3 separate regions of the Homo sapiens genome follow, and all the other regions are linked to region 3. A link is a contact called in ENCODE Hi-C data. All regions are on one chromosome and are shown on one strand. Each heading gives the region's core, a stretch centred on a gene start or an enhancer-like site at or near the end of the contact. The rest is flanking DNA. Distances are from core to core; before and after follow the strand shown.

Region 1 (2,700 bases), core at 9-2,508, 620 kb before region 3:
CCGGATGTGGTGGCGCATGCCTGTTATCCCAGCTACTCAGGCGGCTGAGGCAGGAAAACTGCTTGAACCCGGGAGGCGGAGGTTGCAGTGAGCCAAGATAGCGCCACTGCACTCCAGCCTGGGCTACAGTGCGAGACTCCGTCTCAAAAAAAAAAAATTATCTTAGAGGACGGTGGTCACCCCTGTAGTCCCAACACCTTGGAAGGCTGAGGCAGGTGGATCGCTTGAGGCCAAGAATTCAACACCTGCTGGGCAATATAGTGACACCCCATCTCTACAAAAAATATATATATATATATCTTATAGATGGGCTGAGAAAAATCCCCAGAGAACTGACATGTTTTTCTCTACTTTCTTCAATGCCAAGCTGAAAGTTTCACTGCTCGGGCAGTGCAGCTCTGGTTTCACGGGGGCTAAATTCCAAAGTGCGGGGCGGGGGTAGAATCTAAGAACCACACCCAAGAGAAAGACCAGTGTTTGGGCAGCAAGGCATCAACCTGGAGGGTACGGACGCCGGAGCACGCGGCTACTCAGGCCGAACCCCGACCCGGACCCGGCACGCGGCCTCGGCGAGGGCGGGCGGGAGTGTCCTCCTCCGGGACAGCCGGACTCCCGCCGACTTCTGGGCGGCGGGGAGGGCTCCAGGCCCGGCTCTCCCGGGCCCCCGCACGCGATGCGCGGCCCCTGCAGCTGCTCCGTGCCCCGAGACGCGCCCGAGGCCTCGGACCTCCAAGCGGCCACCGCGCCGCCAGTCCCGCTGCCCAGGGACACCCCGGCCCCAGCTCCCCGCGCGCCCACCCCCTCGGTCCCACGCGCGTCAGCCACCCGCGCCCCCCGCCGCTTCCGGGTCCCGCCCGCCCGGCCTACCGCGGCCTAGCCCGCCCCGGAGCCCGGCCCTACTCACCCGCGCGCGGTGGTGGCGGGACCCCGGGCCCGGCTCCCGGAGCGGCGCGGCGCGGTCCGGGCCCATGCGCTCAGCGGCAGCGCGGCGGGCGGGACCCGGCGGGGGCGCGGCCCGGGGCGGCCCCCATCTCGGCGGCTGCGGCTCGGCGGCCCGGAGGCGGACGCGGGGCAGGCCGCGGGGGCGCCGCAGGGGCCCAGCCGCCAGCTCCCACCCGCCCGCTCCGCGTGGACGCGGCTCCGGGCCGACTCCGGCCGGCTCTGGCGGCGGCAGCGGCCACGATCGCCTCCCGAGCCAGAGCCCGAGCCAGAGCGCCGAAGCCCAGGCCCGAGCGCCCCCGCCGGCGGCGTCCGGAAGTGCGGGGGCGGGGCCGGGGCGCGGGGACGAGGTGAGAGCGCGGGGCGGGGCCTCAACACGGGGCGGGGCCGGCAGCGCGGGGACGAGGTAAAGGGTGTGGGGCGGGGCTTCAGGCGCGGGGCGGGGCTGAAAGCGCGAGGATAAAGTGAGGAGCGTGGGGCGGGGCCGACAGCGAGGGGACAGGTGAGGAGCGCGGGGCGGGGCCGGGGCGTGGGCGGGGCCGGAAGCGAGAAGACGAGGTGAAGAGCTCGGGGCGGGGCCTCGGGCGTGGGGCGGGGACCAGGGAGTAAGGCGGGGCCCGCCTCGAGCAGAAGAGGTAAAGAGCGTGGGGCGGGGCCTCCGGCGCGGGGCGGGGCCGGAAGCGAGAAGACGAGTTGAGAAACATGGGCCGGGGTCTCTGCATGGCCGGGAGAGGGCGTGGTCAGTGCCTGCCGGGGGCGGGGCGTGCCGGGGGCGCGGTCGCGCCGTCTTCCCGAGGGGCGGTGCGGAAGCGGAGCCCGGGAGGCTTTGGCTTCCCAGAGAGCGGAGTGGGAGAGGCGGCGTTGCAGGTCCTTGGAATGGCCGCGGCCGTGGGGAGCACTGGGCGGACTGCGCGCCCCGAAGGGCGCACGTGGGGCGCAGCCCTTTTCTGCCGCCAGTACATCGGAGGGCAGTCAGGGGGCTGCAGGCCTCGGGGCTCCCTGCCCAGCCGGCCCTGGAGAGGAGGCCCTCGTGGGGACCGCCACGGCCTGCCCGCCGCCGTGAGGGAAGCAGGCTCCCAGGAGTGGGGTGGTCGGCAGGCAGGGATGGCCAGGGCCCTTGGAAGGTGGGGTGGGCTCCACCCTCCTGAGTCCCAAGGCAGCCTGGACTCACAGCGCCAGGGAACACGTTAGGCCCCAATATATGGTGGCTCTCACCCGGACAGGAGCCACAACCTCCAAAGAGCCCACCGGCTAGGACCCTCTGCCTTGATTTCTCCCAGGCACCATCTAGTATCAGAGAAGGGTTCTCCTTCCCTCCGCTGCCCAGGCCAGCCCGAGAGCAAGGCCATTGGAGTGTCCAGACCCCTGCACCCCTTCCCCTGGGCTGTCTCCACAGCGGCCCTGCCAAGGGGTCCAGTCCGATCCTGCCACCCTGGCTGCCCAGATCCGTGTCACTTGCCCTGCAGGCCACAGAGCATGAGGTCACAGCCCCAGGCACCCCACGGCAGAGAGGCACGGGCCCCCAGCAGCAGCCCCAGCACCAGCTCTGGCCAGCCCAACCCTGTCAGAACCAACCCTCTGCTCTCCACCCAGGCCTCAGCCAACCATCAGGCCCTCCCCAAGGAGGAGGATGTGAGTACCAGGATCTGCCGCCTCCCACAACAGCCCAGGGCCCTGTCCTTCCCAGAGCACTATTGGGCCTGGCACCTCCCGGGATGCTCCAGGCAGCCCCCTGGGGTCAGCTATACCCCCGTTTCACAG
Region 2 (2,700 bases), core at 201-2,700, 800 kb after region 3:
TGGCCACCGAGGGCTGCAGCCGCTGCGCTGCCGGCTTCTCCCCACCACCCTGCCACCTCCACTGTGATGTATGTCCGCTCCCTCGTCTGTTCCCCCAGGATCTCGAAGTGACTCCGGGCTGAGCAGTGGGGCGGCTGGGGGAGGGGTGACGATTCTCCTCAGGCTTTGGCCCTGCAAGCAAACCCACATATCTGCTCTGTATGTAATAAATGTCTTAACGTCGTAGCTGCCTGTTCCTGGGCCCAAATCGAAACGAAAACGAGGACTTTATTATAAAAAAACGTTGGACCACGTTGGGCTGGGCACCAGGACAGTGTCCTGGCACGTTTCCAGGCGAGCCGCGCAGGCTCCTGGAGCAGCTCCTCGGGCAGGAAACCCTGTACGCCAGGGATTGGAGAGGCCTGCGCCACCCTCCATGCAACGTCCAGACAGGTGGATGTTCAGCAGCCCGTCCAAAGGGATGCTCCAAGCGCTGTGGGGTGGGGCCAGAAGCCCGCCCACCTGGGCCCTGGAGGAGGCTGGAGTGTGAGAGCCTCTGTGACGCGCATCTGCCGGGCTACTCATACAGCCAGTGCCCAGCGCTGTCCTCCCAGCAGAGGAGCTCGTCTGCGCGGAACCAGAGAGCGATCTCGCGGCGGGCACTCTCCACCGAGTCGCTGCCGTGAATCAGGTTCCTGCGCGGAAGAGGCGCGTGTGAGCGTGGGAAAGAGACCTCCGGCACGGGTACCACGCAGGCTGAACAGGGGGAGGCCGGACGGGGCTGGGACCGTCCCCGGGGCGGGCCTTACTTGCCAACCTCGATGCAGAAATCCCCGCGGATGGTGCCGGGCGGGGCGTCGGCCGGGTTCGTGGCTCCGATGAGCGCCCGCGAGGTGCGCACCACGTCCAGCCCCTGCCATACCTGTGCGGAGGAACGGGCGCGGTATCACGCGGGGGTGGGGGTCCCGGAGCCGCCCGCCCGCTTCCCGGATACTCACCATGGCCACCACCGGCCCGGAGGCCATATACTTGACAAGGCGGCCGTAGAACGGGCGTTCACGCAGCTCGGCGTAGTGCTCACGCAGCAGCTCCTCGGAGGCCTGCGGAAGGGTCAGGCCGCCTGCGCCCGCACCCGGCACCTAGGCGTCCCCAGGTCCCCGCTCCCCTTCCCCCCACACCGCGCCCCCGCTCGCTCACCGCGCCCCCACCTGCACCAGCTTCAGCGCCACCAACTTGAAGCCCTTCCTCTCGAAGCGCCGCACAATCTCGCCCACCAGCCGCCGCTGCACGCCGTCCGGCTTCACGGCCAGGAAGGTGCGTTCGTGTGCGCCGGTGCAGGCTGCGGGGCAGGCGGGGACGGGCCGTCAGGCCGGCCCAGCACCGGCCACCCGCCCCCGGCCCGCGCCGCGCGGCTCACCCGCGGGGAAGAGGTTAGCGAAGATGGTCAGCACCAGGCAGATCATGATGGCGGTGCGGGAGCGGGATCCGCGGGGCGGGGCGGTGGCGCCCGGGGCGGGGCCTGCGCTTAAAGAGGCCTGGTCGGGGCGCTGCGGCCTCCGCGGGGAGGCTGCTTCACTTGCACCCCGGAACCCGGCAGCCGTGGGGGGCCGGAGGGCAGCTGCGGAGGCCAAGTCTCCTCCAGCAGCTCGGACACTAACTGTATCCCCCACAACCCGCCCAGGTGGTTCCACCCACGCGGCGCCCTGCTCCGCACCGCCCGAACCCCGCCCCCCCCGCGCCCCCCCGGCCAGGGCCACGACCACAGCGTCAGCCCTTCTCTCCCCGGTCCTAAAGACAGAGCGCAAAGACACCACGACCCTGGGTACTTCTTTTCTCTTTATTCCCTTTCATAGCTTCTGCCGGGATCCAGGCAGAGAGAGCACTAATGGGGGAAAGGGAGCGAGCGCTTCCCGCTTTCCCCAGCGTGGGCCCTCGGAGTTGGGTGTGGGGGCAGCAGGGCCAGAGGAAAGGCACAGGTGGCGATTTGCCCCAGCCCTCCCCCCTAAGATGCAGACCCTCAGAACACGTCGCGGAAGGTGAGCTCCCTGCTCCGAGAGGCAGACTCGGGTGTAACGCAAAGACGGTTTCTTTCATCAATAAGGTCCCCACTGCCTCACAGCCCCTAAGGCCACCCGCTGGTTCTGGCATTCTAGACGGGGGTGCCCTTGGCCCTTCCTTTGTCTTCCTGTTTTGCAGGGTAATCCCAGGGTTCCATGCGTATCCTCTGCACATTCAGCATGGGCTCCTCGGTGCTTGTGTCTCCATTTTTCTGTCGTTCTGCGATAATCATGGCCCGGAGGAGAGGCGGGTACGGCACGGAGGCCAGGCTGTCTTCCGGCGCCGGCGTGAACGCGGTGAAGGCCTCCTCCTCGTGCTTGGGCACCAGCCGCCAGTCATGGTACATGACGTGTTCGATCTCCCGCGCCTCGCTCTCAGTCTTCCCTGATGAAGAAAAAGAGGCGTCTGCACACACTTGCTGTGCCGTCGGCGGTCGGCATCGAACTGCCGGGCACCCGCTCTCCCGAGCCTTACCTTTGAAGGTCAGGATGCCCCAGGCCTTCCCGTGGTCCAAGTTCTGCAAAGCCAGAAGGAAGCGGGGTCAGCTCGCAAAGCTCTCGGCCCCCGAGGTCAGGAGGTGGGAGCCTCAGCCACGCAAACCTGCAGGGAGGAGGGGAGGCGGGGAGACCAGGCGGCTGCAGGGGCGGGGTGCGGACGGGGTGC
Region 3 (2,710 bases), core at 138-2,637:
TGAGGGAAGCAGACGATGGAAGGAAAGGGAGACGTCCAATGCCCACGGCCTACAACCAACGCGTGGGCAACGCCCGGGGCCAGCAGCTCCGGAGCCCTCTGGGACGGTGACTGCCCACGCGCCCCGCTGGCTGCATCTCGGCCTGGCAGGCTCCCCTCACTTCCATACTCATTTGAGAGCCTCACTTGAGGTTCGTAGCTCCTGACACGTTGGGCTTATGAAACATGTATCCGTGTGATCACATGTCACCGTGATCACAGAACCGTTCTCTTCCAAACCAGTTCTGGGTTGTAGGGACTGGGGAGAGAGGGAGTTGGAATCGCCAGCTGCCCCTGGCCAGGGGATCCAGAGGTTTTGAGCGTGAACTGACTTTTCTCAGAGCTCTGCTCTGTAGGCTGCGCACGCGGGCCCCGCACAGCTGTGGGGTGAAGGGTCTCCGCCAGTGGACCCGGCCAACCACATCCCACAGTGAGGCGCAGGCTTCACTTGCAGATGAGGTTCCGGAGCTGCCCCCAGACCTCCGCTGGGAATCTTCCCGAACGCAGACTGAGCTAGTCGAGAACACTAAAGGAGAAACTCCAGTCTGGCCACCAGCCAGTCACCTTCCCTCAGCCCCTGGGAGACGCGAAGGAGGCTCCCGGGCCGGCTCCTCGGATTTTGGCAGGGGCCGCACGCGGCAGGGATGTGGCGTGCGGGCGTCCAGTTACAGTGGGAACCTTCACCGTCAGCACAGCGCTGTGTCGGGGACAGCAGGAGCGCCTCGCCTCTCCAGGCCGCCCCCCGCCCCGCAGCCAGGACGCAGACCCCCGACCTGCGCACGGACGGGTGACCCTCCACCTGCCCAGCTCTCCTGGGAACTCCTGGGCCAGGGCCCGGGCCGGCCCCGCCTCGCATAGCCCCGAGCCGGTCCTGGCAGGCGCGGCCGTGCAACTTCGGGGCTGCGGGTGGAACCGGGAGCCCAGGAGCCCAGGCCGGAGGCTCGAGGCGGCGACAGGGGTAGGGCCGGGTGCGCTGTCGCCAGCAAGCCTTGTCCTGCCCTGCCCGCCCCGCCTTGCCCGGGCCCCAGCAGGAAGGAGGGCTGCGTGGGGGCGCCGCGGCCGCGAGACCGCGCGGAGGAGTCTCGAGGGAGGGCGGGGGTCGTGGTGCGCGGAGGTGACACTGGCGGATGTCCCGGGCCCGCCCGGCACTCACAGTACACGAAGGCTAGGGCCTTCAGGAGCACGATCCGGGTCAGCCAGAAGGTGCCCGTGTGGAGATGGGCCGGAGAGCCTGCGGGGCCACGCCCCGGCGCGGGCGGCGACTCAGGCTCCGGATCCGAGTACCCAGTCTTCCGCCTCCTCAGCGACTCCGCGGGCGCCGCCATTGTTGGGCTGTCAGGGCGCATGTGCGGGGAGGGCGCACTCCCGGAGGCCCCGCCCATTCTCGGAGGCCCCGCCCATTCTCGGAGGCCCCGCCTCTCCCTGGCCGGCCCTGCCCACGGCCGAAGGCCCCACCCACACCCCGGGAGGCCCCGCTCACAGTCCCGGAGGCACCGCCCCCTCCAGCCGGCCCCGCCCACGCGCGGGAGCGGGTGCCCGGAGCCTGCCTCCTTCGCAGTTCTCGCTGGGCGCTGCTGCGGGTAGGGCGCGGGGCCGGGTACCTGGGAGGTGGTGCGCGTCGCCCGACCCGAGCTCACTGGGGCAGGCACGCGTGCCTTCCGTCAGTCCGAGTTGCAGAGGCCAGGTGCCCTCCCCCAGCCAGGCGCCTTCCCAGCTGTGGTCCTGGGGAAGGTGGGCTGCACAGGCCCTGGCGGTGCTACCACTGCGTGCCCCTGCCTCACAGCTGACACTCACTCTCTGCGGAGGAGGGTGCTAGGGCGATCGTCGCAGCCAGCAAGGGACAGAGTAGGCAGGGCTGTGCCTGGAATGCTCGGGGGACCCTCCCCTTTCTCCCAGCCTGAGCACCCTTCCGCCTTTGCACAACCCAGCTCCTGCCTGCCCTTGGGACTGGACTTCAAGCTGTGGGGGAAGAGGGGGACTCAGGACTCAGGAGGGAAGGGCTAACTGCCCAATGCCCCAAACAGAACATGAAGGAGGACGCCAGCACTCTACACTCTGATGACTGGAGCGGGGTTCTGGAGGCTGATGTGAAGCGGGTGCTAGGAAGGGCTGGGGTCACAGGCATTCCTTAGAGGAAAGAAAGGGCGTGAGGCTAGAGTAGGCATTGGAGACCTAGGGGTTAGTGAATAAACTGTGGGGCACTTAGGTGGAAGTGCAGATTTCTCCTTATTCATTTGTCAGCACTCTTTACGTATGAAAAATCCTGTTCTTTTGTGTATATTGGAAATATTTGTCCTGGTTTTTTGTTTTTGTTTTCATGTATTCTTCTCTTTTGCCTCTCTAGCTTTCCTAGTGTTTTGGCGTATCAATTATCGCCACTGGGTTGGTCAAATGACCCGTCTTTATTGCTTGTTTAATTACCTGTTTAATTATATCTTCACCACCTGCAGTGTGAGCCTTGTGTGGGCAGGGACTGACTGTGGACATCGGGCCCCCAAATCCAGGCCTGACCAGCAGTGGCCCGAGCTTCCTCTCAGCCTCCACCTTCCCTGTGTTGCTGGGGCCGTAGCATACGTGTACATCTTATGGTTTAATTCATTTTTAGTTTCCATTTCTTTTCTATGAAACCCCCCTTAGGAGCCCAGCTGTGAAATGGGACCCTGTTAAAGATG

The links. A loop is a pair of places that touch in the nucleus more often than their neighbours do. Pooled maps may share reads with other maps.
Region 1: a pooled map shows a loop between it and region 3 (22-fold over the local background). The contact joins the promoter of AXIN1 here to the promoter of LMF1 in region 3. A Hi-C loop is called at or near these places in 9 of 50 pooled maps.
Region 2: a pooled map shows a loop between it and region 3 (7-fold over the local background). The contact joins the promoter of NME3 here to the promoter of LMF1 in region 3. A Hi-C loop is called at or near these places in 2 of 37 single-sample maps with no recorded cell type and 6 of 50 pooled maps.

The regions. Positions count from the first base shown.
Region 1 is chr16:351,465-354,164 of GRCh38, forward strand. AXIN1 (axin 1) reads right to left here and starts at 1,259. Exons shown (of 11, transcript NM_003502.4): 1 at 905-1,259. RefSeq lists silencers at 478-537, 548-617, 638-687, 968-1,047, 1,148-1,627 and 1 more.
Region 2 is chr16:1,770,093-1,772,792 of GRCh38, forward strand. It overlaps NME3 (NME/NM23 nucleoside diphosphate kinase 3), which reads right to left and starts at 1,451. Exons shown (of 5, transcript NM_002513.3): 1 at 1,397-1,451; 2 at 1,188-1,318; 3 at 978-1,079; 4 at 789-901; 5 at 228-674. The coding sequence starts at 1,442. The coding sequence ends at 557. MAPK8IP3 (mitogen-activated protein kinase 8 interacting protein 3) reads left to right here. Exons shown (of 32, transcript NM_001318852.2): 32 at 1-259. MRPS34 (mitochondrial ribosomal protein S34) reads right to left here. Exons shown (of 3, transcript NM_023936.2): 2 at 2,512-2,554; 3 at 1,803-2,421. The coding sequence ends at 2,129. RefSeq lists silencers at 687-886, 1,197-1,786, 2,657-2,700 and an enhancer at 2,087-2,176.
Region 3 is chr16:969,597-972,306 of GRCh38, forward strand. It overlaps LMF1 (lipase maturation factor 1), which reads right to left and starts at 1,388. Exons shown (of 11, transcript NM_022773.4): 1 at 1,192-1,388. The coding sequence starts at 1,384. RefSeq lists enhancers at 1-584, 2,567-2,710 and a silencer at 630-1,799.